Linked DNA regions of Homo sapiens: all the other regions are linked to region 3. The links are chromatin loops, found by intact Hi-C in ENCODE. Cell type or tissue: chondrocyte. All regions are shown on one strand. Region 1 overlaps NKAIN2 (sodium/potassium transporting ATPase interacting 2). Region 2 overlaps NKAIN2 (sodium/potassium transporting ATPase interacting 2). Region 3 holds the start of NKAIN2 (sodium/potassium transporting ATPase interacting 2). Region 4 overlaps NKAIN2 (sodium/potassium transporting ATPase interacting 2).

Region 1 (8,000 bases), 680 kb before region 3:
CTTTTTATTCATACTTATTTACCTGTTTTCCTTATTCTTCTGCATGCCATTTTTGCAAGTCATGAACAGAAATTCAACAGGTTTATCTTTTTTCTAGGTTTAAACTAAAAAGTCAAAACTTGAAATATTTTTACCTTCATTTAAATAAAAAATTGTGATATAAGTCTTAATATCAGGGTTGTAAACATGAGCTATAATACTTTTTCATTATTTTTCTAAAGTGATTTGCTCTATTATCTGAAATTCCTATTTTGTGACTCAATCCCCATATTTTTGGATGTGATTATCTCTTAGCAAAATGTATGGCACATAGATGCAAAATACATTTTATTTGCCTCTTATTCTTTCATGGCTATGACTTATGGAGTGATGTTGGCAAAATAAGTCATATGATCATCGGAACTTGATAGATTCATTATAATAGAAGCATTTTACAATGATGCTGTTAAAATTTCAGCTTTGTTAGTATAATTGGTATCATCATTTGCTTACCACATTTCCTTTTTTTTTTTGAAACACAGTCTCTGTCGTCCAGGCTGGAGTGCAGTGGCACGATCTCGGCTCACTGCAAGCTCCGCCTCCTGGGTTCACGCCATTCTCCTGCCTCAGCCTCCCGAGTAGCTGGGACTACAGGCGCCCACCACCACGCCCGGCTAATTTTTGGTATTTTTAGTAGAGACAGGGTTTCACCGTGGTCTCAATCTCCTGACCTCGTGATCCGCCCGCCTCGGCCTCCCGAAGTGCTGGGATTACAGGCGTGAGCCACCGCGCCCAGCCACCACATTTCTTATAGAGTATAGTTGATCACCATTGTTATTAGCAAAACATGTAAAATAAATAGCATGAAGGTAAATTGCTACCATATTAAACTACTTGATCACGTATTGGACACACATTCTTTTCAACAGAATCCAATATTATTTCCTGGTAATAATGAATGGCAGAATATGATTTTTAAGTATAGAAAAGTCTTAATTTTCTTGAAAGTATTTATAAAATAAAATCAGTTTTGAGGATGGCAAGTCATATTCTCCCTTAGTTTTTGCTTAAATACAGAATTAAAGAAAGAATGTTCTCTTAAGGATTTCGCCCGTAAGAAAGCAAAAGCAAAGAAATTCCCAAGTATACACACACACTCACATAGGGTGAAGATGGAGAGGCATGACTTTTGTGGTCTACACTTTGGCTGAGTTCATGTTTGCATTTTAAAAGGACGTTGAACACAGTAGAAATCCAACATTGTAGATCTCTTATCTTTATTGAATTATAAAGGAATTTTATTGCACATTTTAGAAACACATGGGGCCAAACTGTTTTTAGAACCAAGATAAAATCATTTAAACTAAAGTTTATTATAAGGTGCCAACCACAATCAGTTTCAATTAGGCTCACAAAGAATGTTAGAGTAGCTCAGTCTTCTCAGGAGTCTCTATAGTTAAAGATCTGCCTGCATACTCATTATAAATCCAATTTTTGAGAGGTTTGTAACTCAGCCAGTTTAATTTGCTTTGGGAAGAGACTTGGCACTCTGCTTTCTAACCCAGATAAATTTTTGAGGGTTTAAAACTATGTAATACATTTAAATTGCTTTGGTTTTTCAGTGATTTGGAGTTTTATTATCATCTTTCTAAGAAAACTTTTTGAACATTTTTTTGAATCTCTATAAAATTTGCCACAGTCATACATACATTTGTTTATGCACTAAGGCTCTTTATAAGGCCACAAACCATTGCAATAGCTATGATTTTTTTATTCCCCCTCGCCTGCCAAAAACACGTTTTTTGCCCCTTAGGAAAAATATTACCCCTGTTATGCATGCATGATCTATAGAAACACTCAAGTCTCTCAGGATCCACAGATTTCAAAGTTTCTCTCTTAATGAATATCTAAACAAATTTCTTAAAGTGAAAATAAATTTTACAAGCATGCAAATTTAGTCATGACTTGCTTTAATACAAAAACCTGGTAAAAAGAATTTTAAAAAATAATATCTCACTAATCTCTGAAACAAGAAACACTTTGCATCTAAATTCCAATGTTGATAAAAGTCTGTGTAAAAGATTTGAAAAACAGAATTAAGACCAATGGATGTATTAGCAGGCAGAGAATGGTAATACTGTCATAGATTAAAGTGAATCACATTTTTTTTCTATTGATAATGACAGACAGTGATTTAACTACTCTTAGACTATTCTTAACTGACAATTTTGTAGAGAGTAATAATATCTGTGTTTATGGAATAAAATAATTTTAGACCTGGGAGAGATTTTGTAGTCCATTCTTCCCTGATTTAAAAAAAATAATGTAGCATCTGGGACCCAAGGGTATTACCAGAGTCATTTAATGCCAACTGAAACTTGGAAATAATATTTTTTCTTCCTATCTTAGCCTACTTATTATAATTCTTAAGATAGTTTCTTTTCATTGGGTGTTCCACTGTGAAAAAAAAAAAAAAAAAAGTAACTCTAACCTGCCAGGAAATCAATGACTAATAAACAGTTTAATTAAGATGTTGCTTTAAGATCATTTCCCCCATTCCTTTTGACATGATTTCTCCATGTAAGATGGAACAGTGCATAGCATGAAATTTAGGAATCTGAGGCTGTGCTTTTTTCAGAATGGAGATGCCCTCTTGTAAACGCCCAGTGTTACTCCTAATAAGAGTTTACAAAATCTGTGAATTCATTTTTGGGTTGTATATAGGATCTTCTTTGGCAATATATATCTTATTTCAGTTGTTCCACAAAGGAATGTAAAGCGTCATTCTTAGTAGTTTTCCTGAAGTTACTGAGTTTCAGAAATTTGTTACAGATAATAATTTCAAACACTGCCAATCAATTTCAGATATTACACTTTTCTATTAACACGGCAACAAATAGCAAATAGAAAAATGCCAAAGAAATCCTAAGAATAAAAATACCTCTAGAGCCACTTTTTCAAAGCAAATTCAAATAGAGGACCTCAAAGTCCCACTTCTAGTAAAGCTAATAATAAAAACAAACTGATAATGGTAATAATAATAATAATAATAATAATAATAATACCTCAACATCTTGGAACTAAAACAAGTCTAGAGTTGCATCTCAAGTTATAAAATGATCTGTAACCAGCAAGAGTATTAATTGACAAGAAAAAGTCAAAGGTGCAAGCTGAAAGGTCAAATGCTGGCATAGATCTTGATATCTGCTCTTTAACGTCTCACTCATGTCATTTCCTTGCCACATACCGTAGGCTTTTCCTAACACACTTAGAAACCTACAAACCTTGGCCTGAAGGAGCTGTAAGAGTTGCTGATGTTGATTTCTTCAGAGTTTTTTCACTGAGAGCTGTTAAGTAGTAAGTTGTAGTTGGCAGTTAGCCACCTGCTCACTAAATATTTTAAACTCTGAAATGAAATGCCTCTCAATGTGCTGTACAGACATTCCAAAAAATAAAAAAATAAAAAAGAATTTTATTACCTCACTTAAACTCAATTGGCATTTAATGAGGTATGAGCAATGTCTATGTAATGTCATGAACTAAAAAGCAAATGACCTCAGAAGGTGGGGGATGGTCCCAAAACCTGAACTGCATCTAAAATAAGATTGTATTTTCCTCTGCAATCTGTTTGATGCAGAATGCATTAGTGTCTTGGCATTGGACAGCTGTGATTCCATCTAAGAAGTGTAAAGTTTTCTCTTAGGCTTTTTGTTTCTTAGTTGTTTTGTCTTTGTTTTTTAATGCTATTTCTAATTAGGTCTAATACATTTATCTGAATTCAATCTGCTTTTTTTGTTGTTATTGTTTGTTTTTCTTTTGTTTTTAATAACTGTGCAATAGTATCTTTTATATGCCTGAGTTGAAAAAAAATACACTAACAGTATTAACAATTTTTCCATAAGCTCCCAAGTTGTATGCGACTATAGGCTTTTAAACAAACAAATACAAATTAAAAGGCAAAATAATCATTTAAGAAAATATGCTGATTCTAGATTTTCTTTTCTAATTTCTAACTGTATATTGATTGGAGCCAACAAATGATTCAATAAGAAACTTAAAATGTTACAGCTTTCATTCTTACATTTGCCCATGCCTCAATTATTGTCACAGACAGAATCCTTCCCATCCCATTACCATGTGAAAGCTGAAGGATGCAGACAGGGCAACAGATCAGGGCAAACTCGGTGACATGATTCATTCCATCCAGAGATTGTTTGGGTACCACTGTATTTCTTAAAATAAAGTCTGTTTGACATTTACCAAAAGGTTTTGAAGAAAGTACAGAGAGTTGCCATATACCCACAACCAGTTCTTCTATTATTAACATCTCACATTGGTATGGTATGTTTCCCATAGCTAAGGAACCAATATCGATACATGATTATTAATTAAAGGGCATATTTTATTCAGATTTCCTTAGTTTTTACCTACTATTCTTTTTATGTTCCAGGGTCTCATCCATGATACCACATTTAGTTGTCCTATCTCCCCAGGCTCCTCTAAACTATGATAATTTCTCAGATTTCCTTGCTTTTGATGACCTTTGCAGTTTTGAACAGTACTGGTCAGATATTTTGTAGAATATCCCTCCATTTGTGTTTGTCGGTTTTCCTCATGCTCAGACTAGGGTACTATGTTTTGGGGAGGGAGACAACAGAGGTAAAGTGCTATTCTTATCACATCATATCAAGAGTAAATGCTTTCAACATGATTTGCCCCTGTTGATATATCCTTAGTTATCTGGCTAAAGTGATGTTTTTCAGGTTTCTCCACTGTAAAATTACTCTTTCACCCTCACTTCCATACTGTACTATTTGGAAAGAAGTCATTATGGGAAGCCCACACTAAAGGAATGAATAGTCATGCCTTATCTCCTTGAGGGCAGAATATCTACATCAATTATTTGGAATACTGCTGCACAGGAGATATGTCTATCCTCCCCCATCAATTCATGTATTCAATCATTTACTTATATCAGAATAGACTTAGAGATATTTACTTTATACCTCAGATTATAATCTAATACTATGCTATTTATTTTCTTGCTCAAATTGTTTTAGCTTTGGTTATTTAGAGCCCTTTCTTTTGGCTGCAATGTCCCTTTGACATACCCCCATCTTCCTGTGTGTGTGTGCACATGCACGTGTGTGTGTGATTGTGTACATGTTTTAGTACTTTCTTATTTCTCTGACACTACCAGATGCTCCAGGTTTATTTTGTGTATTCCCTGTTGCACATCTAGAATCAGCCATTTCTCCAAGGAGCCCTGGCTCCTTTTATTTGAGAATGGCATTAGAGAGAGAAAGGTCTGCATACTGGGTATACCATTTAATTTTGGCTTGATAAATAGAGCAGTGCTTTTTTTAAACAGCATTGTTTTCTGACCTGACAGTGCAACTAATATTAAGATAAATACTGTTCTTTTCAGAGCACTTTCCTTATATCTGTTAAGACAAAACACATTCAACTTAACGTCTAATAGTTTGGCCTTAGAGAAAAAGTTCTTCATGCATTCTTGAAGAGAAGGGCAACCATTTTGAGAGGAAATTGTATGCCTTGGTTAGTATTTCTCCTTTATCCTTTCACCAATATTAGCAGATATTTGGCTTTGTGCTTGTCGCTTCAAAGGAAAAGTGTGGCAGGACAGAATCCCCAAATAAACTGAGAGTCTCTGATTTTGTATTCTAACCACTGAAGTTCTTTGTAAAGGATATTCATTGGCATTGACAGGGAGTTATGACCAGATAATTGGAGAAAATGCTAGGATTCTTTCCCAAACATTGAGAGAGAGAGAGAGGAAGAAGAGGAAGAGGAAGAAGAAGGAGGAGAGAGAGATGGAGAGGAGGGGGGAAGGGGAAGAGGGAGGAGGGAAGGAGAAGGGAGGGGGGGAAAGGAAAAGGGGAAGGGGGAAGGAGAGGGAGGGGGAAGGGGGAAGAGTAAGGGGGAGGGAGAGGATGAGGGAGAGGGGAGGGGAAAGGAGAAGGGGAAGGATAAGAGGAAGTGGGAGGAGAAGAAGAAGAAAAAGAAGAAAAGGAAGAAGAAGAGAGAAAGGCAGCAGGGGGAGGAAAGAGATATTATTATCTGGGGGCTGATGCAGGAGTACCACCACTGGAGAAGCACCAAACAGGTAGATCCAGGCAGACAGATTATATGCAGCCTTGCAAAAGGTTTTTGGTTCTCACAGGTGACACAAAGTAGCAGAAAGCTAAGAGGACGTGAAGAGGCATTCAGAACTAGTCATCTCATTGGCAACTTGTATGAGACAGGGACTAGAGCAGATGGCCCATCTCCCTTCTCCCTCCCAATGTCCAGACACTGTGGAAGACTCTAGGGATAGAGCAGAAACCTAGTGTAGGGCCACAAAGGGAAGCTCTGCATTAGAAACTAAATTAAGCTACGGAGCACTTAAGAATATTTCTACTTCATTTGAGTTTGTGGACTAAGACTTATGCCCACAATAGCTCTTATATTCTCCTTACTTTGGTTAAGGATTATATCAAATCCATCACCCCTTGAAAAAGCTTTATAAGAGATGCGATGCATTTTAAGTACTTTGGGAAATCTGACAGAAAAAATTAATGCAGAGTCATATAGCTCTCACCTTTCTTCTTCAGGATTATTTAATTGTGGCTGGAAGTCCTGAGGCTCTGTACTTGTAAGCACTTTCAGTACAAAGGGTGACACTTTGATTAAGGCAGTTGAATATAATGGTTAAGTACATGAATTTTGATGCTGTCAGAAATAATTGTTGTAAACAGAAGCTTGCCTAAATTCATATCTAGGGTCCACCCCTTTCATATGCTGTGGGACCTTGGGGTATCTGTGCCTCAATGTCACATGTATCACAGAAATAAAACAGGGGCAGTAACAGTTCCTATCTCACATCATTGTTATCAAGATTGGGTGCACGTTTGCAAAATGCTCAGAATATAGGAAACTAGATGTAAATGATTTTTAAATAAAATAATGACTTGGTGCTGTCATGGGGTATATTTCCCTTGTTATGACAATACATTTAGCATTGCTTTAGAAAAGGAAATTCTTGTTGGGTCAATTTGAAATCTTAACACTGACTAGATTTAATTGGTTTCTAAACTTGGTGTCTGAGAATTTTGATTGTATTTTTTGCTTCTGATTGCTTTAGCAAATGTGACTATGCCTTAAACATGCCTGTCAAAAATTGGAAAAGTATATTTTTTCTTATGTTCACACACACACACACACACACACACACACACACACACACACACACAGTCACATACATACATATGAATTCAGTAAAAGAAACAGGTTTGATTGATTTAAAACCTCCTTAAGAGGTAATGACGCTTCTGAATGAGATTCAAATGCCTCAGACTTTGACCAAGAGGCAGATGATAGGCAAAACACAGCTTAGAAAAAAATTTTCTTGTAAAATGTAAACACCAAAGACAGTTTATTTCTTGGCCAAAACGATTTCCATATTTTGCCAATTAGGAAGGGCTTTGTTTTAAAGTCCAAGGATAAGAAATTATTTTCCTGTGCATCCTTTACATGCATGCGCGCGCGCACGCACACACACACACACACACACACACACACACACTCTCTCTCTCTCTCTCTCACACACACACTCTCTCACACACACACACGCTCACACACACATACATACACACACACTTTGCCATTTGGAAGCTATTAACAGGCATCTTCATATTCAGAAATTAGAAAAAGCTACCACACAAATGTCTGAGATGCCTTTTAAAAATCAGCGCTTTAAGTTTTTCAAAGATTTATTTATTTATTTATTTTGAGAAAAGCAAGTACTTCATCAGTTCTCTCACAAAAATCTTCAAATGCTTTCGGGAAAGAAATAAATTTTAAAGTGTGTTCAGTCATACTCTATTCAAGTAAGGCAGTGAAAAAAGCCTTTGAATCAGAACTACAGCTCACCATAATCTGGTTAAAATTATCTCCAGCACCACCTGTCATTATTAATATGCAGAGAAAGGAAAACTACCTTCGGTCTAGTTACAGAGCTG
Region 2 (8,000 bases), 570 kb before region 3:
AATATGTCTTCCATCTAGATGGCATATTAAAGTCTTTGCTAAAGCAACATTTTGCTAGTCCCATAGATCAGAAAACTCTAAACCCACCTTAAATGGGTGATAGAATATATTGCTGTTTACCAAGCATCCATCAACATGGCTGACAATACCAAAGTTCCTTCATCAAGAATATTTTGTTGATCCAGAAGCTGATTTGTAGGGAGTATGGTCAGAATTTAACCAATAGATCAATTTTAAAGGAAACGTCTTTTTTTTATGAATTAGGATACATCTAGATAAAAGCAAACATCATAAATGGCATGGATTTTTATGTCATTTTTCCAAGAAAGAATAAAAATCAAAGTCAGATAAATGATATTTATAGTAGAGAAATTTATAAAAACATAATTCTAAAATGCATCACATTATTCTGTTTTATATTGGATAGGGAAGATTGAGGCTGGATGTGAGAAGGGCCTCTAACTGTAGGGTAAGCTTAAACAAAGGCAGTGATGTAGGGAAGTTTATACTTGTCACATGTTCTCTGATTTAATAAAGAGAGAAAACTTTTAAACTTTGAAAATATGTATCAAATTAAATTTGCTTGGGGAAAATACATATTGCATACACTCAATGCTAATTCTCCTTGCAGGAGGCTTTATTGCAATTTTTTAATGTACTCATGTATTTCACACTATGAGATTTTTTGTCTGCTTAGCATTTCCCCATAACTTTTTATAAAAACATCTTGCATTATTCAAACTGGAAAATAAATAATAAATCAAAACCAACATATGTTCTTTACCATAAAAATTGTTGATTTCAGTGCCTTACAAAAATCTCACCAAGTAGCCATTTTCTAAATCTCATTTAATCACACTTGGATGAAAAGAAATCATTTTCTATGTCTTTGCATATGTATGTGTGGCTGAAAGGAAGTGGATATGATATGTGATTTATCAGGGTGGGTTTTTAGAGTTGTGCATTTGTAATTTTTTCTTTTAAGCAACATTATATCTCCAATTAGAGAGTAATTAAATTTCAATTTCTTTGCACCTTTCTCCCACACAAACACTTCAAATCTCAAAACTGTTCATTGCTTTTCTGACCTTTCCTGCTACCTACTATTAGAATCTTCTTTTACATTCTCTATTCATACTCCAATGTAAACTATGTGCAGGCACCCTCAGACATTATGTCTCTTAGAACTAAGGGCAAAGGCTTAACCTAGAGAGTATTCTCTATGTAACATTAAAGCAGTACTTGATTAAGAGTTTTTGAGCCATTAGGTTCTTGATAGAGGTCTGGTGTTTATTCTGACTACAAATAATTTCTGTGTTTCTTCATTTAAAAAATGTCTTCCTCCCCCTTCTTTCTGAGTTCTGTAACCTCTTAACTTTCTGGAGAAAATGATGGTTTCAACAACATTTTCTCGTGAGCTGATAGTTTCTTCAGCTGAATGGGGAGCACCTTTTCTGATTTTTATCTGCTCTACCTCAGTTTTTGTTTTGTTTTGTTCTTTATTGTATAAAGTCTGTACTGCTTCCTTTTAGACATTTACTGATACCTAAATGATGTGAGAACTTTCTGGGTGAGCAAAAGTGGATATCAAAGTATAATTTTATCATTATAGAATATATTAAAATGCTATTCCTTTGACGCATTATCAATTCATTAGTTTATGTAATATATATAAATGTAATTTATATATATATGTAATTTATATACATATATATATAATTTATATACATATATATATATATAGTGAGTACCTACTGGCATTGTTCTTGATACGTATATGGAAGAGGTAAGTCCCCATTTTCACAGGAAAGACAGACATTCCACAAGTAAACAAGTGTAAAAAGTAATGCCAGACTATGATAAGTGCCATGATTAGCAGTGAAGACAAGTAATAGGAGTGGGATCTGGAGCACGTGTTTTAGGCAGAATAATCTAAGAAGACCTTATTGAGGAGGTGACCGTAGACCAGAGACCTACGTGAAGATAAGGAGTTGTCTTATTTTCTCATGTCTCATGTCTAAGGCCATGAGGAGGTCTGAGAAACAAGGCTCTAGGCAGATGGAATAACACCAAAAAATGAAGTGAGAGAAGGATCTGCTTGGAGGTTTTGAAGGACAGCAGAAAGTAGAATGCCATAGAGGAATCTGCAAGGGATAGTGGGCAGAGAATGAGCTGAGGAGATAGCAGAGGCCATTTCAGCCAGTGTCTTGCATGCCATTGTGTTAAATTCTTTCCTACAGAACTATTAATATATTATTATCATTTTAGAACTAATTTTCTGATCTTAAAAGCACCGTAAAATAAACCACCTAGGGATATATTATAACTATTCTCTTACTGTTGGATAGTTAGGTTGTTATATTTTCCCAGTATAAATAATGTTTTAACATCTTTGCACATAACACTTTGTCCTAATTTCTAATTATGTGTAGGACAGGACACTCTGAAGTTGCATTTTAATTACTGATAACATTTAAAAACAAAGAAAAATTATAACTTTGTTGCGTAAGAAACCAATACAGAAAATTGATGCTAAATAAGCTTTCTCGCTAGTCAGGTCTCTGAATCTAATTTCCTTAATTGGTTCAAAAGAGCGTGACGCTGATGCAGTAACAGTTACAAGCAAATGGCTATGTTGGCTAACATCATTGCTGCTCAACCTAACCAGCTTCCATGAGTTTCATAGGTCATAGGTAACACTTGACAACCCTGTTAATGGAGCAGCACATCGGGGTCATCATTATTAGAAAATTAATGTCAAATAGATTCTTGTGGGTCACTCCATTCATATACACTTTTCCATTTTTTTTTTCAAAACTCTCTTTATACCTTTTCACTTAAATTGATGACCTTTGACTCATTTTACTGAAGCACATTGAAGCAATTAAAAGAGTTTCCTAACTGCCTTACCACCAAATCTACCAGTCTGCCTGCATCTACATACATCAGCTCTGCATTTTCTCCTTGCAGCAGATTCACTGTCCCTTTTCTTACCTAAGGTCAAACCCTGTACTTCAGCACTGGTTTCCATCCTCTCTAAGTTACTCAAGAATTTTGCTCCCACTCCATCAGTTTCTCCGTCTCACTATGTTGCTTCCATCAGCATACAAACATCTTCCAATAACTGTATTCAACAAAACCAACAAAAACAAATGAACAAACCTCCCTGGACTCCTCTGTGTCTTTTTTCCTGCATCCCTATTTCTCAGCATCTTACTACAAGACCTCATGAAAAAGCCGCCTTTACTCTCTGTCTGCATTTTCTCACCTCACCTCATTTAATAAAGCTCTCTTTACTATTTTTCCACCAAAACCACTTTTAGCAAAGTTGGCAATAACTTTCTCTTTGCCATACTTAATATTCACTTTTTAATCTTCATCCTTATCCAATTTATCATCCTTCCCTGTCAGTGTTTTAACCAAAGCTCTTGAACACTAGTGCCCTGGCTTCCTTCCTACGTCACTGGGCACTCCTCCTTTGTCTCCTTTTCTGGATCCTCTTCTTCAGACATGAGAAGTTGCAGAGCCCTGGGGCATAATTCTCAGCTCTCTTCCTTTCCCTAAGTGTCTCCCCTAAGAAATCTCATTCTTTCATGTGCCTTTAATCTCTATTTACATACTAATGACTGAAACTCCTGTCTACTGTTCAAAAAGCATCTGAATTAAAGACTGACACACCCTACACCCTGCTTGACAACACTGCTTGAGATGTCTAATGGGCAACCAAGACTTGATGTTGACAAAATAGAGCCATGGATTCTGCACACATACTACTTTCATTTCCAAACCTGCTCCCTGTCTTTCTCATGTCAACAAAGGGAAACACCAAATTCTGATGCCTCAGACTACAAACCTAGATGTCAAACCTGATCACTCCCTTCCTACACCCTGCATCCATGACATTAGCAAATCTTGTAGCACTAACTTTATGATATCGAGAATATAACTAGATGTAATCTTATATGACATTAGGATATATACTTTTTACTGCCTCCATTACTGCTTTCTCAATCAAAGCCAAAAGCATCTCTAACTTAGACTAATGCAAAAATACCCAAACTGATTTTCCTCTTGCAACTCTTGCTCCTGCCAGAGTTATTTTCACAACAGTCATAGTGATATTTATAACTATAATTTGAATCATATCATACTTATGTTTTTCAATGTTTCCTTACACTTAGAACAATATCCAAACTCTGTTTTTAGAAAGCTGAGGAAAATTACGAGTTATTTTACATTGCTTAAGTTCAATCAAATGTGAGGATCAACCCAGAATGTTCAGAAAAATTTTTAACAAATATCTATTATTTTCTTTTCAGCAAAGCATATTAGAAAAGTATAGAAATGTTTATAATAATGGAACAAGAATTAGAATCATAATGAAAAAGAATATTTGCCAGTGATTTAGATGTACCTAATTTTGACACATAAACTAAAAGTATACTTGGAATATACAGGAACATTGAATATGCAAAATCACCATATATGGTAACTTGTTTTTAGTCAGGGTAAAGTATTTTTTAATATTTTCCAAAATGTATGTTTCCTAAAGAGAACATTTCAGTGTGAAGTAAACTTGAGTATCCTTTCTCTTAAGGCAGTTTATCAATTAAGACAAACATAAAAATCCTGAGAACAGCAATTCTAGTGAATTTCAAAGACTGGCTTTTCTCTATCTGGGAAGGGCAGCCTGCTCAAGTGAGTGGACAGCTTCAGGAAAAATAAACACAGATGGAACAGACCCTGAAGATCTGAGGGGTGATACATGTCACATACAGACAGCCTGCACATCCCACTCAAAATATTGTTTTTTCATGTTGTATTTTTCCTTTTAACACACGCTGGGAGAATGTAACTTGAAATTCGGCCAAACATATGATGAAATATTTAGATTATAAAATACCTTGTAATAATATAAAACTGAAACCAAATTTCTTTCATTAATAATACTTTGTATAAACATGTATGGTATTTTGTCATGAGAGCTTTTTGTAGTACCAATAAATTTATCATCAAAACCAATCCAGTTTCTCCTTATTTTTAAATATGTAATTGTTTTACTCCCTTCCTTTCTCAATCTTCATGTCTTTATGTTTAGTAATTCCACAGTTGTCAAGAGAAAATACTAGGGTTTGTGTTCATTTGCATTTTAGCTTGACTGTTTGATAATGTTTTCCAAACAGGATCACGTCATGTGTGCCCTGGTAGAGAGACTTTGATCTTATGCAATACTCGACAGAATGGAATCACTGAGAAAATAAAACACAACCAGGGAAGTGATATAAACTTGGAAAATGTTGTAACCCTCATAAATCACATTTACAGTGTGTTTTTTTTACCTTTATAAAAGAAAACTCTAACACAACACTGCTAAAACTTAACTTACACTCTTTTTTTTCCTTTCTTTCTTTTTTTTTTTTTTTTTTTGAGACAGAGTCTTGCTCTCTCCCCCAGGCTGGAGTGCAGTGGCGCAATCTTGGTTCACTGCAACCTTTGCCTCCCAAGTTCAAGCGATTCTCCTGCCTCAGCCTCCTGAGTAGCTGGGATTACAGGCACACGTCACCATGCCCAGCTAATTTTTTTGTATTTTTAGTAGAGACGGGGTTTCACCCTGTTGGTCAGACTGGTCTTGAACTCCTGACCTCATGATCCTCCCACCTTGGCCTCCCAAAGTGCTGGGATTACAGGTGTGAGCCACTGCTCTTGACCAACTTACACTGTTAAAAAACAATGGAATTAATAAACAATGGAATTAGTCACAGACTAAGAATGCTCATCTTTCTAGAGTTACAAGATTGTAGGGAAACACTCTTGTCTCGTTATCTCGTAAGCAATTAACATTTTATGTTTCCTTGCATGGAACATTTCAGACCCATTATTGCTGTTAGATAATATTCTGTTAACTTTGTTTTCAAAACTATGCTTCTAGCTTTATATTTATTGAGGTATAACTTAAAGAGAAAATAATATTCAGTTGTACTAATTATTTGGCTATTTGGCAATATTAAACTCAGCTATCTTTGTTTTTTATTTTTCATTGAGAAGGAAACAAGAAACAGACAAGAAGAATTGGACTCATTATGTAGCACACTATGATGCCGCAGTTAACACACTGCAGAAATGCGTTAGAAAATAAGTACTGGGGGGTCTGGGTGTAAAAATTTCTCAATGGATTACTTGTACTCATAAAACCAGAGTGCAAAATCTCGAGTCCATTCATTCTGTAGGCTTTCTGGTGAATCGAGTGTACTGGGTGTACCTTCCGGGGGGGTCACAGCCTTTGCGAGTGCCTATATAGCTACAGATCTCTTCAGAAGCAATTGCAAGAAGTGTGCCTGCTTGTGTGCTATTGGTTCCCCTCTAAGGACTAATTGAGGGCACCAAACTCATTCTCACTTATAATTTAAATAAAAGATTTGAGGACCTATCACTAGAGATTTTTCTGTCAGAGTGGAAAAGAAACAGAGTATCCCTGTGGTATTAATATTGCTATTTTGCTACAAAATGCCTAGTTTTTACACATAAGAAAGATGACATTTTTGACGTAGCTCCTAATTACTTCAGTTTTATATATTATGCTACCTCTGAGTGTGAAAACCCTGGAGTCCTACAATTACCCTTAGACTCATTCCTCTAGCAGGTTGCATGTGCTAATGAAGAAAAGAGAAAAACTAATTATATTCTATAAATGACTGTTTATTAGTGAGTCATCCTCCTCTTTTTACCCTTCTAAGATGCCTTTCTGATTGCATCAGGCTGTATACACATTTTGCGTTATTAAAAATTAAAAATATAACCTATAAAGAGGCGGAAGAGAAGTGACACTCTAAGTGCTACGCTGAAACTTAAATATTTCGAAATTTCTTCATGCAAATCTCAATCAAGAAAGAGAGCTAAATAGCCTCATTTTCTCTGTATTGTTTTGCATCTAGTAGCACGGTATTTACTGAACATTGCTCCCTGGTTACCTGTAGCGTACTGAACTACTAAACCAAAGGTTCAATTGCATTTTCAATGTAAATTTTAAGTGCAAAGCAGAATAGAATAGGTTTGTCATCATATGAAAGGCATGAAAAACAGTCACTTGTTTGCTCTTTCTTTGCCAAATAACCCTGGATGCCAGAAACAAATTTTGCTATTTAATATCCCTTGAGTTGTATTTTTATATAATTTCCCCCTATTTCATCAAAGCATCAATTGTCCCAGAGTGAATCCACAGGTTAAAAAAAAAAAAAAAAAATTGACATTCTGCCCTCTAAAGCAAATTTGTCAACTGCCAATCTTAATTTAGTTTCCAAATGAGTCCCAAGGATCATGTCTGGGTAGTAGTTTAAATAAAGGCGGTGATTTTGACACAGCCATCACAGAACTTATCAAAGACCAAAAGCACACCAGGGGCTGGGGTGGTATGAGGAATTGGACATACTTTTCAGGTAAATTTTGAAACTATTTTGGGATGTAAGGCAGGGTACCCAATCTTTTGGCTTCCCTGGGCCACACTGGAAGAAAAGTAATTGTCTTGGGGATCACATGAAATATACTAACACTGACTATAGCTGATGAGCTGAAAACATAAATCACACACAAAAAACTCACAATGTTTAAGACAGTTTACAAATGTGTGTTGGGCCACACTCAAAGCCATCCTGGGTTGCATGCAGCTTGCAGGCTGTGGATTGGACAAGCTTGACCTAAGGGGCCACTTAATAGGAAATAATTCTTATGTGGACCAATTATTTCAAGGTTTTCAGAAAATTACAGTGGTGTCCATTTTTTAAAATTCAATTATTTTTAAATTTAAAGCCATGGAACTCTTAATGCAAATGTATTCTTGTTATTTTACATGACTCCATAAATAATAAACCTATACAAGCACAGGTTTTTAAAATGGGGGACAGAATAAAAATTACTATCCTAGAATAATTTCCATAGAGTGGGCTTTAGAGACAAACAAGGATGGTAATTGCTTACGTCATGTTCATATTTGTTATTATTTTATT
Region 3 (8,000 bases):
TTGAAAACCTTTATACAGTTTGGCAGACTTAGCCTAATGGGTTGTTTAACAAAGTAAACTCCCTCATTGTTTTGGTTAGCTTTATTATTAAGAGTAAAAATCCTTCATTGCAAAACTTATATGAATCTGTGGTACAGAAAAATAAACTGGTTTACACATCATTGAGAAACTACCACATTCTGAAAATTACATTTATAGTTCCATCTTTGTCTTACAACCAAGTGCATAAGCGCATAAATCACAGATCAAAATAGACACCATCAGATAACTTTCAGGGGAAAGAAAAACATCCTAAGACAACACACAACAAAAAGCACTGTTTCAGCTAAATATTAAACAAAGCAGCAATAACTAACACTCATGGGCTTCACGACAACTGATAAACAAGAACACTTAAGGAATTCCTCTGCCAGTTTCAATGGCAAATCCTTGCTCTTTTGAACACTTTACTGATTGGACACTTAAACATCTTCTGCCTTGTAGTCACTTCAACCTTTATGAAACAGTTGTTGAAAACGGACATGACTATTCCAGTTAATTTATACTTTCTAAGGAAATATATTTAATGACAAGTGTGAGCAAGTAGCTCCTACCTCAAATTAACCACTTAGAGTGGTGTATTTTTCACCTCTCAACTCTCTACTCAGACCCTCCTTCCATTGCCCTTAGGGAATTGAAATTCAGAGACATGACGTTTTCCATTATTGGTTCCTTGCCCCTTTGCAACTGTACAACATTCCTCAAAAAGTACATAGAATTCTCCATCCTATAGGATCAGACAACAGTATCTATTTCAGGAGCAATAATATGCATAATGTAAGACAGAATAGTTTTTCTTGGAATTGTCTGTGTTAATTGTGATTTAAAGGTTACTGGTTCCGTCTATGACAATGGTGTTGCTGAGTTCACCTAAGTATTTTTGTTCAATCTGCATACTTTAAAAACTCAATGTGGCTAAAACTCAAACAGTCTAAATTAGACTGTTGTAAGGATACCATGTGCCCTAAACAGTGGTTTTTTTAGAGCATTATACTTAAAGACAACATTTTCCTTAAAAAAAGAAAAAAAACATGTCTATGAAGAAACAAAGATACTGCAAAATTAGTATAGAGAAGAAAAGTCCAAAATTCCGTATTCCTCTGTTTAACAACCTGTACGGTAAATTGTAGGTGACAATCACGTTGTTACATGAATAGGAATGCAAAGCATAAAGAACAAGAGCTACATCTTGCTTTTCCTAAAGAAATTAAAGACAAGTTTAACCCGCACCTGCCAAACTGTCTTAAAAGGGACAGAAATAGGTGGGAACGGAAAGGCTCACCTCTCCTGTACCCCAGAGTGCGTCTCCCTGAAATCATCTTCAATATAGGCAATATATCTGTCACCTTCTCTTTTATCTTTTTCGTCCATTCTAGTCAATGGCAGACCCTTTGCTGCACTCCCCTGCCCACTATCTCAAAGACACATTACAGAATAAGGGGACCCAAGTGTCACTTACCAGTTGCATGCCACAGATAAAGATAAGCGTGCACCTGCCACTGCAATAACCCATGGTTTCCGAGACCCCTGCCACAGCCAGACTGTCCCACGTCGGCCACCGTCGAGCCCCCACTTTATCCAATCAGATCGCGGGGAAGGACACGCAAACCTGCCGAGGGCTCGGGGGCTCCGGGCTGCTGCTGCTGCCAGCGTCCTGGGAAGTGACAGGCATTAGGACCTGCTGGCGCGGCGGCGGCGGCGGCGGCAGCTCCAGCCGCGCCCGCCACACATACCTTCACTCGCTCGGTGCACACGCCGCGCCGCGGGCAGTGCCGCCTGCGGAGGCGCGCTCGGGGCCCGCAGGGGCAGCAGCGGCAGCCTGGCAGCGCCGCCGCGCCCTCGGGCATCTGGCCCGCGAAGTTTCGCCCCTGCCGCTCTCCGCGCCGCTCGCCTCACGCCCCCCAGCGCGGCCGCCGCCCGACGCGCGCTCGCCCTGCGCTCGCCGCGCGCCGGCTCCGGGGGCGGCAGAAGCGCGCGAGGGCCGCTGCCCGCCTCCCTGCGCAGCCCGCGGCTCCTAGGCACCCTGCGTTGCTGGGCCCGGCGGGCGGGGGTGGGGCGGGGAGCGGGGCGCGGGCCGAGCGGGGGCGTCCCGGCTCCGCGGTCCCCGGCGGCTGCTGCAGCGGCTGCTGCGCGCAATGATGCGGGTCCGCGCCGCGTCCCAGCAGCGGCGCTGCCCCTCCCTTCGCCCAGATGTGTGAATCCTCCTCCTACAACAAATCCTTCATCCTGCTCCCTGCCGCCCCCTCCCAGGGGGCCAACTTTGAGGACCGCAGGGGCTGCCGCCCAGGCGGCCGCAGGCGGCGGTGTCTAGGCGGAAAGGAGCGGCGCGAAAGCGGCGGCGGCGGGGACCGGGGCCTCGGGGCGAGGAGTCTGGGCGGCATGACCGCGGTTTGCTGAGCTGAAGTCGGTCGTGCTCCCAGAGCCACTCCGCGGGAGCGAACCGAGTGTGTGTGTGCGCGCGCGCTCGGGGGAGAAGGGACCAAGAGGAGGGTTAGGGAAGGAAGCTGGGGTCATGGAACAGGGGTGCAACCGAGGCATCCAGAGCGGCCGGAAAGCCCGAGTGGCGGAGAGGCCAGAGGTGGCGAGAAGGGGCGCGGCGGCACCGGACGCACCGCCCAGCACCTGGCTCCCCTGGGCTCCCGAGGATCTGAAGGGTCGGAGCGCGGAGAGCTACGGAGCCGACCCTGCTTGGGGAAGGGGACCGAGTTGCTGCTGGAGTTGGGAAAAATTAGCAACCGGAGGGAATAGGGATGCAATGAGTTGCTGTTGCTGCTTCAAACTGTTGTTTGTTTTCACTTAAAATACTAAAGAGTCGGAGACTAGTTTAATACTCAGTTACTTCAGCTTCACAGCAGTCCCAGCTGGGTGTGGATTCCTAGTGGAGATGCACCAGCCTCCGCTGAGCACCGGCCTGAAAGCTGTGAAGCGGCTGCTACCTGCAGAGACAGGCTTCGGAGCCCGCTGCTGCCACCTGCGGGCGGAAAGCTGAAGGGCGCAACATGCTGGCCCAAGTGGCTGCCCCTGGGGCGTGGATATTTAGGACCAAGTTTCCTTTTTAGCCCTGGCAGCTAAGGAAAGCAATCCTAACTTTTCCAGGAAGTGAAGATTATTTGTTGAGATCCACTGAGGAACTGACTCATTGGGGTGAAGTGTCGCGATTGATAAGAGGATGGTTTAGGGAGCTAAATAGCAAACAGCTCCCTAGCACCCTTCTTAAGAGATTAAGATGACGAAGCCACATCAAGCAGAGAGCTCTCTGTAGCAACTGGAACTTGGCGCCTACTGAGAAAAATGGCATTTATACAGGATAAAGTTATGCTGGGAACCACAAATAAGGATCCCGAATGATTGCTTCCTTTGAATAAACATTATGACGTATCAGAATGACTAAATACAAATAAATTGAATAGGGCAGAGAGACTATTCTCCAGAGCCTGGCACTGAATTTTCAGAAACGTTTCGTCAGTCCTAGGGAGCCAAAAAGGGATTAACTTTGTTAAATTTATGGAGCACAGATATTTTATTGCTATAATGAGAATGTCTGGTTTTAATCGACCCATTTGTAAAGGGGCTTTTCTTCTGAAAAGTGTCTTTCAATGTTTAATAAAATTCCCAAGAGCCCAATATGTGCTCTTAGGCACTGCAAAGCCTGGAAGGTAATAGTTCCACAACCTTTGGTAAAACTGAAGCCAGTTATCTAGTGGAAAATGTTTCTCTTAGTTGCTCTTCTGTCTTTATACACGTTAGCTGTCCTGTACCTGCTAGGGCTATGGGTATTTTGCATTGCCAAACAGAAAGCTGTAAGTTAATTGACTGTTGAAGAAGCTGCTGCCATACTGTCAAAAGCATTCTATTACCTCCTCAAATTAATCATAGGAACAACACATTTATATGGATCCCTCCGTAATCCTGCAGAGGTTTCCCTGCAACCAGCAATAGCCTGAGTAATCTTTAGGTTGTATAGGAAAGCAGAATGCTATCTGTAGCTGACTCCAGCAGTGCCCCACCATAGTTCTTGGACTGTGCCCTTTCAGTCCATGCTTGCGTTTTTGTAATCACTTGGGACAGTCTGTTTTCTAGCCATTGGAGGTGCTTGGCTGAACAATAAGGTTCCAGCCCTAAGAGCTACCCTCACGCAATAATGGATGGGAATTGGAGGATAAATACCCCAGCTTCTTCAATCCTCATATGGGAAACCGTCAGACATGTTCTAGTCTACACCATTAAGGTCCCCACCGAGATTGAGCCCTAGGTGTCCACAGTAGTAACTGGCTCATTCATGCGCTCTGAATTGGCTTCCTTCCCTTCCATGCCTCATCTCCCTGCTTTCATACCACTGCTTCCTGGGATCACCTCTGAAATAAACCACTCAAATCCTTGTGTCAGAGCCTGCCTCTTGAGAATCCCAACCTAAGGCAGTCTCCAGGGGCTTTTATACCTCATCTGACGTCATTGGCACAGTGTTCTCAGAAGTGTGAACTACAAACAATGTTGAGACTTCACTATGTGCAACTACTGCCTTATGTACTAAACCTACATCGTCTCATTCATTCCTCACAGGAAACACATGAGTTGATACAATGCACATTCTAAAGATATACAAACTCAGAGAGAAATCAAATATTTTTATCACGGGTGCACGTGTTCTTGGCGGCAGAATTAGAATTTGAAGGGCATGATTATAAGACACCAAAATTCGCTTTTCGAACTACTGTACCACACTCCTTTATTTCAATATACTTCCCTGTCATTCTTTTAGAATTCCATACGAAAGTGATGACAAAAATATTTAGAAGAATAATCACACATATTTTATCTCTAAATTGGCATCACATCCTTTACATACAGTATAGGCAATGCCTGACTTATGAAAGGGCACCCTAGTTATAGATGCAATTCTATAACTTAATGTGGCTATGCACTTCCTATTCTGTTTTCTATTATTCCTGGAACTGAGTGTCTTAGTAGAAGAGACTAAAAAGAGAATCCCAACAGTTCCACAGACGTTTGTGAAGGAGAGAGATGTCTCCAATTTGAATGTTGATTGCATTTTCACTTAGAAATAAGGTCATAAACTGTTTTGCTATATAAGGTGTTAGACCTTTTGTTGACTAATATGGTGACATAAGTATTGTGAATTGCCTTGTTTCTATGGGGAAAATGTGCTGCACATTCCACACCTCCATCTGCCTCACCTTCCCGTACTGTTTTAAAGTAGTTTTCAAGGTTGTTTCAGATCTATTATCTCATTTATCTCTCAGAACAACTCATGCAATGCAGTAGGCACACAGCCACTGAGTGAACCGGGTTACAGACTGCTAACACTCAATCACTTCAGCTACACCAAAAGCTCAAGCTTGGCGTTGCAACTCTGCTAAACAATTTCACTGAGTTTTATTGCCTCCATTCATTATTTTAAATCATGAAAGCAAAAATTAGTTCTCTTGAAGATTTTTGTGGGTACATAGTAGATGTATATATTTATGGGGTACAGGAGACATTTCGATACAGGCATAGGATGCATAATAATCACATCTTTACAATCACAAAACCAACCTATTTGACTCATTGTACACATTATATATTTTATATTAACATGGATTTTTTTCTTGTTTGGATAATGATTAGGAAAATGATAGTATATTTTAAATGTTAATGGCATATAAGATGAAAATAGCCACCAATTCTTCCATCCAGAGATAATTGATGTCATTTTTATACAAACCATTTTCTAACAAAAATAGGGTGATATCATGCACAACATCTTTTAACCTGCTTTTTTTCACTTGACAATAGACCAAAAACATGTATCCAGGTTATTAACTATTAAGTTCATGGACTCTGCAGCCAGACATTGAGTTTCATAATCCAAGCTCTGCCATTTATCAACTATGTAGTCTTAGGTAAATTGCTTAGCTCTTTGTGCTTTGGTTTTCTTATTTATAAAATGGGAGGGGTAATAATGCACATATAGAGTTTTTGGGAGAATTTAGTAAGCATCAACTAAGTTAAACTTTTAGAGCAATGCTGTATTAGGGCTCTCTAAAGAGACAGAACTAATGGAATATATATATATTTATATATATATGGGAGTTTTATATATATATGTTTTATATATATGCCATATATATATATATATATATATATATATATATATATATATATATGGGAGTTTATTAAGTACTAACTCACAGGATCACAGGGTCCCACAATAGGCTGTCTGCAAGCTGAGGAGCAAGGAGAGCCAGTCCGAGTTCCAACAATGAAGAACTTGGAGTCTGATATTCAAGGGCAGGGAGCATCCAGCATGGGAGAGAGATGCAGTCTGGGAGGCTAGGTCAGTCTCACTTTTCGCATTTTTCTGCCTGCTTATATTCTAGCCAAGCTGGCAGATGATTAGATTGTGTCTACCCAGATTAAGGGTGAGTCTGCCTTTCCCAACCCGCTGACTGAAATGTTAATCTCCTTTGGCAACACCCTCACAGACACACCCAGGATCAATACTTTGTATCCTTAGATCCAATCAAGTTGACACTCAGTATTAACCATCACAAGTCTACCTTTGTCAACTTGAACCCATATGCATTTCCTGATATCATACATAATCTTCAAATAATGACAGTAATAAGGTCATAATTATGCCTAACATAATACAGCTATCTTTCATACAAACGGAAACCCACCAATCCCCAACCCGAACACTATTACATAAAGTTAACAACACTTAAATGCTCATGTGAAGTCAAAAACTCTTATGTCACATGGGAAAGGAGAAAGGAAATAAAATGAAGATATTTTCTTAGTACAAGTGTATACAAGCACAAACATATTTTTAACAAAAGAAGGAGGAAATAACTCATGACAATTACAGTCCCCATAGCTGCAGCAGGTCACCTGGTCATAGCTGGTATTGATGACTGCCTTCTTCTACTATCCATTCTGTATTCCCTTTGCCTTCAGCAAGCACCTTAGCAGGGTGTGTGTGTGAGTGTGTGTGTGTGTATGTGTGTGTGTTGTTTTTTTTTCCTGGTAGAGTGATGCAAACCTTCATTCCTGAAGGGTCTGGTCATTCGTAGTCCTGTTTGGATTGGGCTGTTGTACTTTCCATTGACCTTAATCACAGGGCATGGTAATACTAAGAGACACTCTAATGGATCTCCTGTATTTCATGCATACTCTTCCTTACCTTCGTGGTGGAGTAGTAGACTGATTTCTTCTTGACAGTCCAGGTCAGTCACCCCAGCTAACACTGTAACTCCCTTCTTAGCGTATTGACTTAAAAGTAGGAAGAGCCCAAAGTGTCTACATGGGAATTTTAACTTTCAGCTTAATGGAATCATTGGGTCTCCTGGTGGCAGCATTCCTCCTTCTGGAACTAAGACCTCTAGGCCAGCAGAATGTAATGTTGTAGGAACAGGAAGCAAACATTTTGTTAGTGCTACTTCCACTTCCACCCATTGAATCCTGGACCCATGAATCCTGGCTATGGGAGAAACAGTACCATATAGCGGGCACTGCTTCTGAGCATACACAGCCTTCTGGAGAACTTTGCCCCAGCTCTGCAAAATATTGTCACCTAGTTGGTGTTATAATTGTGACTTCAAAAGGCCATTCCACCATTCTATCAATCCAGCTGCTTCAGGATGATGGGGAACATGGTAAGAACAGTGAATTCCATGAGCATGAGCCCACTGCTGCACTTCTTTACCTGTAAAGAGAGTGCCTTGGTCACGGGCAGTGTTGTGTGGAATACCATGACAGTGGATAAGGCATCCCATGAGGCCACAGATGATAGTCTAGGCAGAAGCATTGTATGTAGGATAGGCAAACCTATATCCAGAGTAAGTGTCTGTTCCCATGAGGACAAACCTCTGCCCTTCTCATGATGGAAGAGGTGCAATATAATCAACCAGCCACCAGGTAGCTGGCTGCTAACCCTGAGGAACGGTGCCATATCGAGT
Region 4 (8,000 bases), 870 kb before region 3:
TAATGAGACCTAGTATACTCGAGAAGCCTGTGGACCACAGAGAATAAAACAGCTAGGCATCTGATGATCACTCCGGAGAACCTTTGGTACTTCTGACATGCACCAAGGGAGTGAAAGAACACAAACTGCTGGAAAAAATGAAACTAGTAAATCGCTCTGATTTGAAATTTACACACACTAGTCCAGAGAAGATTCATCCATAGAAAAGGTTTGAGAAGTTGTCAGAGTCTGTAGGTGGGTTGATTAACAAAGATCTTTCCCTGTACAAAGCCAGTTTTTAAAGTTTGGGAGAAGTGGCTACTTTGACAAATGTGTGAATCCGAACAAAAGTTACAAGGCACATGAAGAAACAGGGAAACATGGCACAATCAAAAGAGCAAAAGAAAATTTCCACAAATGAACTCCAAACTATGGTGGTATATAAAATTTCTGACAAAGAATTCAAAATAACTGTCATAAAGATGCTCAGTATTTCAGGAAAACAATGGGTGAACAAAATGAGATTATTAACAAAGAGATGAAAAATATTAAAACGAACCAAATGAATTTTAGACCTGAAGCATATAATAACTGAATTGAAAAATTCACTAGAAAGCTACAACAGCAGACTTGATCAGGTATGAGAAAAAAAATCAATCAGCAAACTCAAAGAGTGGTTATTTGAAATTATCCAGAAAGAGGAGAAAATAAAAAAAGAATGAAGAAAGTTGAAGAAAGCTTAAGGAACTTATGGTACATCATTAAGTGAACCAATGTATATATTATGAGAGTTTCAGGAGGAGACTAGAGAGAGAAAGGAAAAGTAAGCTTATTTGAAAAAATAGTGCCCCCAAACTCCCTAAATCTAGGTAAGGAAATGGACACCCAGATTCAAAAAGCTGTAGTTCCAACTACAATTAATGTAAATAAATCCACATTGAGACACATGATAATTAAATTGTTAAAAGTCAAATGAAGACAGAATTTTGAAAGTAGCACGAAAAAAGAGACATCACATACAAGGTAGTTTCTATAAGACTGTAAGTGGATTTCTAAAAAATATCTTGCAACTCAGAAGGGAGTGGGATAATATATTCAAAGTGCTGAAAGAAAAAAAACACTACCAGCAAAAAATGCTAAATCTGACAAAACTGTCATTCAAAAATGAAGGAAAAAGAAGACATTCCTGGATAAAGAAAAACTGAAGGAGTTTATGGCCACTAGACCTGCCTTAAAAAGAAAGGTTAAAGGAAGTCCTTTAAGTGGAAATGAAAGGATGCTAGATAACAACACAAAAGCATATGAAAATAGAAAGATCATGGGTAAATGTAAATACATAAGGGATAAATACAGAATACTGTAAAACTGTAATGGTACATAAATCAATTTTAATTCTGACATAGAAGTAAAATACAAAATTACAAAAATAACTATTACTATAAAAATATGTTAATAGATACACAGTATAAAAAGATGTAATTTATGACATCAGTAACATAATGTGTATGTGATGAAAAAGTAGTTTTTGTATTTGATTGAAGTTGTGATTAGTTTATAATAGATTGTTTTACCTATATGATGTTTTAAATAAATCTCATAGTAACCATAAAGAAAATATTGAAGGCACACAAAGGAGAAATAAGTCAAAGTATGCCACTAAAAAAAGTCAATGAAACATAAAGATAGACTGTAAGAGTGAAAGAAGATGAAAAAAACCTACAAGACCAAGAGAAAACAATTAACAAAATGGCAATAGTAAGCCCTTCCTTTTCAGAAATTACTTTAAATATAAACAGATTAAACTCCTTTTTGAAAATATGGGAAATGACTGAATGAATAAAAACACAAGATCTGGCCAGACCCGGTGGCTCACGCCTGTAATCCCAGCACTTTGGAGGGCCAAGGCAGGTGGATCACTTCAGGTCAGGAGTTCGAGACCAGCCTGGCCAACATGGTGAAACCTTGTCACTACTAAAAATACAAAAATTAGCTGGGTGTGGTGGCGTGGACCTGCAATCCCAGCTACTTGGGAGGCTGAGGCAGGAGAATTGCTTGAACCCAGGAGGCAGAGGTTGCAGTGAGCCGAGATCACGCCACTGGACTCCAGTCTGGGCGACAGAGCGAGACACTGTCCTCCACCCCAAAACAACAACAACGACAACAACAACAAACCCCACAAGATCCAATTTAATGCTGGATCTTGAGATAACAAGAGACTTATTTTAGGTTTAAGTATTCACATGGGCTAAATGTGAAAGGATGGAAAAAGATACTCCATGCAAATATTAACCAAAAAAGTGTAGGGGTGGGCCATACTTATAGAATACAAAATAGACTTTAAATAAATTGTCACAAGAAGGCTAGTTGTGGTGGCTCATGCCTATAATCCCAGTACTTTGGGAGACTAAGGTGGGAGATCATTTCAGCTCACGATTTTGAGGCTGCAGTAAGCTATGATTGTGCCACTGCATTCTAGGCTGGGCAACAGAGTGAGACTCTGTCTCTAAAAATAAATAAATAATAAATAGTCACAAGAGACAAAGAAGGACTATATAGGGATAATAGGGTGAACTCATGAGGAAGATATAACAATTATAGATATTTATGCATCCAACATCAGAGCACTCAAATATATGAAGCAGTTACTGACGAACTGAAGGGAGAAATAAACAGCAATTAAATGATAGTAGGAGATTTCAATACCCCACATTCAATAATGGATAGAACACCCAGATAGAAAGTCGATAAGAAAAAGAGGACTAGAACAACAATATAGACAAAATGGAGCTAAAAGACATATACAGAACATTCTGTCCAACAGCAGCAGAATATACATTCTTCTCAAGCACACACACAACATTCTCCAAATGAATCACATGTTAGGTCACAAAATAAGTCATGACAGATTTAAGAAGATTGAAATCATACCAAAAATATTTTCTGACCACAATGGAATGAAGCTAGAAATCAACAGCAAAAGAAACATAGGAGAATTCATGAATAAGTGAGAATTAAGCAATACATTCTCGAACAACCAACGGGACAAAGGAAAAATCAAAAGGGAAATTATAAAATGTTTTGAGAAACAAAAATAAAAACAAAACGTATCAACACTTATGAGATGCAGCTAAGCAGTATGAAGAAAGCAGTTTACAGTGGTAAATGCATACATTAAAAAAGAAGAAAGATATTAAACAAACAATGTAACTTTACAACTCAAAGAACCAGAAAAAGAAGGAAAAAATAAGCCCAATTTTGAACAGAAGGAAGGAAGTAGTAAACATTAAATGAGATAGAGAATGGAAAAAAATATTAAAAAAACAAAAAAACTAACAACTGTTTTTTGAAAAGATCAACAATATTAACAAACATTCACTTAGGATAAAAAAGAAAAAAGAAGACTCAAAATCAGAAACGAAAATGGAGACATTATGAATGTGATAGAAATACAAAGGATTATAAGAGACTACCATGAATAATTATACAGCAACAAATTAGATAACTTGGAAGACATGAATAAATTCCTAAAAGTATATAATCTATCAAGACTTAATTATCAAGAAATAGAAAATCTGAACTGAGCAATAACTCATAAGTCCAAGAACAAGCAGTTTCACTGATTAACTCTACCAAACATTTAAGGAACTATTCATGCCAATGCCTCTCAAACTTTTTCAAAAAAATTAAAGAAGAGAGAACACTTACAAGCTCATTTTATATGGCCAACATTGTCCTGATATCAGAACCACAAAAAGACACTACAAGAAAGAAAACTATAGGTCAATATACCTGATGAACATCGATGTTTACATCTTCAACAAATACTAGCAAAACAAAAACATCTTCAACAAATACTAGCAAACTAAACTTAACAACACCTTAACAGGACCATAGGCTATAATCAAGTAGAATTTATCCCTGGGATGTAAAGATGGTTCAACATACAAAAATCAATTAATGTAACATACCACATTAACAGAATGAAGGAATTTAAAAATCTCAAGATCAGATCAATGGATGCAGAAAAAAGCATTTGACAAAATTCACCTCTTTTTCATGATAAAAACACTCAACAAACTATGAATAGAAGGAAATTATGCCAGTAAAACAAGAACCATATATGAAAAGCTCACTCACAGCTAACCTCATGCTTAATGGTGAAAAATGGAGAGTTTTTTCTTGAAGATCAGGAACAAGGCAAGGATGCCCACTCTTGCCACTTTTATTCAACATTGTATTGGAAGTCCTCACCAAGATAAATTAGGCAAGAGAAAGAAATAAAAGGTATCCAAATCAGAAAAGAAGAAAGAATAATATTTCTGTTCTCAGATGACATAATCTGTAAAACCCATATCAAACACTAAAGGTCTCACAAAAAAACCTGTTAGAAACAAATTCACAAACATTGCAGGATATTAAAGCAACACAAAAAAATCAGTTGTATTTCTATACATTAACAGCAAATAATCTGAAAAAGAAATTAAGAAAATCTCACTTATAATCACATCTAAAGGAATAAAATACTTAAGAATAAACTTAACAAATGATATGAAAGGCTTGTACCCTGAAAACTATAAAACATTGCTAAGTAATTAAAGAAGATATAAATAAATGGAAAGACATTCATGTTCATGGATTGAAAGAACTTACTATTCTTAAAAATGTTAATAGTACCGGAAACAATCTACAGATTCAATGAAATCTCTATCAAAAGCACAATGGCTCTTTTTTGCAGAAATAGAAAAAATATTCTAATAGTCATATGGAACCAAAAAGACCCCAACAGCCCAAACAATCTTGAGAAAGAAAAACAAAGCAGAAGCCTCACACGTCCTGACTTCAAAACATATTACAAAGCTACAATAATCAAAACAGTATGGTACTGGCATAACAACAGATACATATAGACTAATGAAACAGAGTAGAGAGCCCCAAAATAAGCCAAAGAAGCCTATGCATATACAGTCAAATGATTTTTGACAAGGTTGTCAAGACTACACAATGGTGAGATGATAGTCTTCACAACAAATGATGTTAAGTAAATATCCACATGCAAAAGAAAGAAACTGAACTAATATATACAAAAACCAAATCAAAATGGAAGAAAGGCTTAAGAAGCTGTAAAACTCCTAGAAGATATATAGGTGGAAAACTTCATAGCATTGGTTTTGGTAATGATTTCTTTGATATGAAATAAAAAGCACAAGCAACCACAAAAAATAGACAAGTTAGACTTTAAAATAAAAGTTTCTGCACAGCAAAGGAAATAATAAACAGACTGAAAAGGCAACCTAGGGAATAGTGGAAAATATTGGTAAACCATATATCTGATAATAGGTTAATATCTAAAATATATGATAAACCTCTAAAATTTAATAGTGAAAAAAAAACCCAATTAAAAAATGGGCAAAGAACTTAAGTAAATATTTCTTCAAAAAAGACATTCAAATGGCCAACAGGTATATGAAAAAAGTTCAACATCACTAATCATCCGGGAAATACAAATCAAAACCACAGTGAGATATCACCTCATACTTGTTAGGATGGCCATTATTAAACAACAACAACAACCAAACAGAAAATAACAAGTGTTGACAACGATGTGGAGAAACTGGAACCCTAGTGTACTGATGCTTGAAATGTAAAATGGTGTAACAGTATACAGTTCTCAAAAAATTAAAAGTAAAATGATCATATCATTCAACAATTTCACTTTTGGATATTTAGCCAAAGGACTGAAAATTGAATCTTGAACGAACATCTGCATTCCCATGTTCACTGCAGCACTATTCACAGTAGGCAAGATATGAAATCAACCTAAATATCTGCTGACAGGTGAATGGATAGAGAAAATGTGGTATATACATATCATGGAATGTTATTCAGCATTAAAAAGAAGAACATCCTATTATAGGCAACAATATAGATGAACTTAGAGGATATCATGCTTAATGAGACAAGCACATCACAGAAGGACAGATACTACATGATTCCACTTAACAAGAGTTATCTAAAGTAGTGAGACTCACAGAAGCAGAGAGTATGATGGTGGGTGCCAGAAGCTTGGGGAAGGGAGAAAATGAGGAGTTGCTGTTCAATGAGTGTATATTTTCAGCCATGCAAGATGTAAAGTTCTGGAGATCTGCTTTACAACAATGTGCATACAGTCAGCAGCAGTGTCTTGGACACTTAAAAATTTGTTGAGAAGGTGGATTTCAGGTCATGTGTTTTTTACAACAATTAAAAATACCAAATGAGTTAGAGAGTAGTTATGCCTATTACAGATGAGGAAACTGAGGCTTAGAGAAGATGCCTAACCTTTGTCTCTGTATCTTTTACATAGGGTTTCAATAATCTGAGATGTTGAATCCTCTTCTTTGTCAAGCCATTTTTTAACTTTATTTAATATCAGTTATATCTATTCCTTTCCCTTATTCCACACAGCCTCATTGTCAAAGGCTTACTACTTTTTTCCAGAGAGCCCCAAAGAATATCTGATATATTATAAATATTCATGAATGATCAATCTAACTGACTTTTCTTTTTATGAAAAATAAAGATGCTCTGACTAATGGTCCTCTTTTGTTCTTTGGAATGAAAGATATTTCTCTTACTTCTTCCAAAGTTTTGACCACACAGAGTTAAAAGCACTATCCAATAGTCATAGAGACTTGACTGATGGACAAAGATTCCAAAGCAGACACAATTTAGCAAAATCCAGTCTGAGAACTTTTTCAGTAAGTTCCTTTTAATGTTAGAAGGGTGAAAGAGATGACAACAATTCCCACATTGGACACTCCTGTAGACAACTTTGGCAAGAATTTATTTCATGCCCAATATTCTTACAAATCATCCCCTTGATGATGACAGTGAAGGCAACTTTGCTTCCCGGCTCACAAGATTTGATTTCCTCTGTTATCTGGAGGCATCATTGCAGACTTATAATTCTTTCATCTCACTTCTCTGAGTCCTAGAGCAATATCTGAAAGTACTATGAAATGTAATTTTCTCCCCAGACTAACAATCTAGTAAGTGGTAGAAGACTTAAGAATGGCATTCTAGTTCACTTCATAAATATTTAGAACAGTTTCTTCTCTCTTTTTTGTTTTTTAAAATGGGCTCATTGACAGGAAAAACATTAAAATATTGTATGGTTCTTGGTGGCCAATCTAATATTAAAGCTAACTGCCCCATTCTGTACTTAGAATGACCTCAATTTGTAACTAACTGGATTGCCTCCAGAGTCATCTATAATTTAATTATATTTATCCCAGCTCACCTAGAACTGAAAATGAAATGGTGATTTTGGTTTGTGAGGCCAGAATCAATAGCCATTAAGAGAACGAAGAGATTTTTAAATCCAAGAAAAAACCAAGTACCTAAAATATGTCTTGCATCAGCTGCTATATACTCAGAGAGTGCAGGGATGGTGAAATTTTTATCATGAGGCTCTATATAGTTTTTATGCCTGGAAAGAAATGGATTAAGGCAAAAACAGATTGTTGATCAGAATAAGAGCTGAAGGTTCAGCTTTCAGAGTATTTTGAACTTGTGTGGCACATTTAGAGAGGCAGACAGATCCTAAGGAAGGACAGAAATAGAGGAAAGCTATAGATGAGAAGAAAATCCTGTGTAAGCCAAGTGTATGAGTTTCTCTAACCATGTCATTGGCATCATGTAAATGCCAGACATCATTTTATATACAGCTTAGATGTAGCAGATGTTGGCATTTAAGTATAGTTTGCTATGAGAGAAAATTGCCCTTGAATGGAAAAGAAAGTTTGCTGGCAGAGAAAAATAATTTTCTCAGTTAACGTTATAACCTCAATAATAGAATTGTTTTCAACCAGAGGTTGTGGGGTGGGAAAGGAGGAGAGATATAATGATACCTCAATTCCAATCTAAAAAAGAGAGAAAATCAGCTTCAGTTTAAATTGTGATGTGTGGGTTGTATACATAGAACCTTCTCCTCCCTCTCTTCTCAAACCTTAAGGCTTCGTGTTAAATGGAACAAATCACAT

The links. A loop is a pair of places that touch in the nucleus more often than their neighbours do. Peaks named below come from ENCODE experiments on the same cell type or tissue, not always from the same donor. Only the 100,000 strongest peaks of a DNase experiment are listed, where the experiment ranks them.
Region 1: it touches region 3 in a loop (11-fold over the local background); 3 of 110 quality-filtered maps call a loop at or near these places.
Region 2: a loop joins it to region 3, with 2.6 times the contacts of the local background. A loop is called at or near these places in 5 of 110 quality-filtered maps.
Region 4: a loop joins it to region 3, with 2.0 times the contacts of the local background. A loop is called at or near these places in 2 of 110 quality-filtered maps.

What each region holds. Positions count from the first base shown.
Region 1 is chr6:124,475,630-124,483,629 of GRCh38, reverse strand. The region is part of intron 3 of NKAIN2 (sodium/potassium transporting ATPase interacting 2); the gene reads right to left. Among named protein-coding and RNA genes, the nearest start is that of RNF217, 480 kb to the left of the region's middle. In chondrocyte, no CTCF peak of the experiment used is centred here; no DNase peak of the experiment used is centred here.
Region 2 is chr6:124,369,121-124,377,120 of GRCh38, reverse strand. The region is part of intron 3 of NKAIN2 (sodium/potassium transporting ATPase interacting 2); the gene reads right to left. Among named protein-coding and RNA genes, the nearest start is that of NKAIN2, 570 kb to the right of the region's middle. In chondrocyte, no CTCF peak of the experiment used is centred here; no DNase peak of the experiment used is centred here.
Region 3 is chr6:123,797,753-123,805,752 of GRCh38, reverse strand. It overlaps NKAIN2 (sodium/potassium transporting ATPase interacting 2), which reads right to left and starts at 1,888. Exons shown (of 7, transcript NM_001040214.3): 1 at 1,499-1,888. The coding sequence starts at 1,552. RefSeq lists an enhancer at 3,083-3,132. In chondrocyte, CTCF peaks have their summits at 2,776 and 3,011 (motif pointing left); DNase peaks (open chromatin) are centred at 1,692, 2,482 and 2,972.
Region 4 is chr6:124,671,101-124,679,100 of GRCh38, reverse strand. All of the region lies in intron 4 of NKAIN2 (sodium/potassium transporting ATPase interacting 2), which reads right to left. Among named protein-coding and RNA genes, the nearest start is that of RNF217, 290 kb to the left of the region's middle. In chondrocyte, no CTCF peak of the experiment used is centred here; no DNase peak of the experiment used is centred here.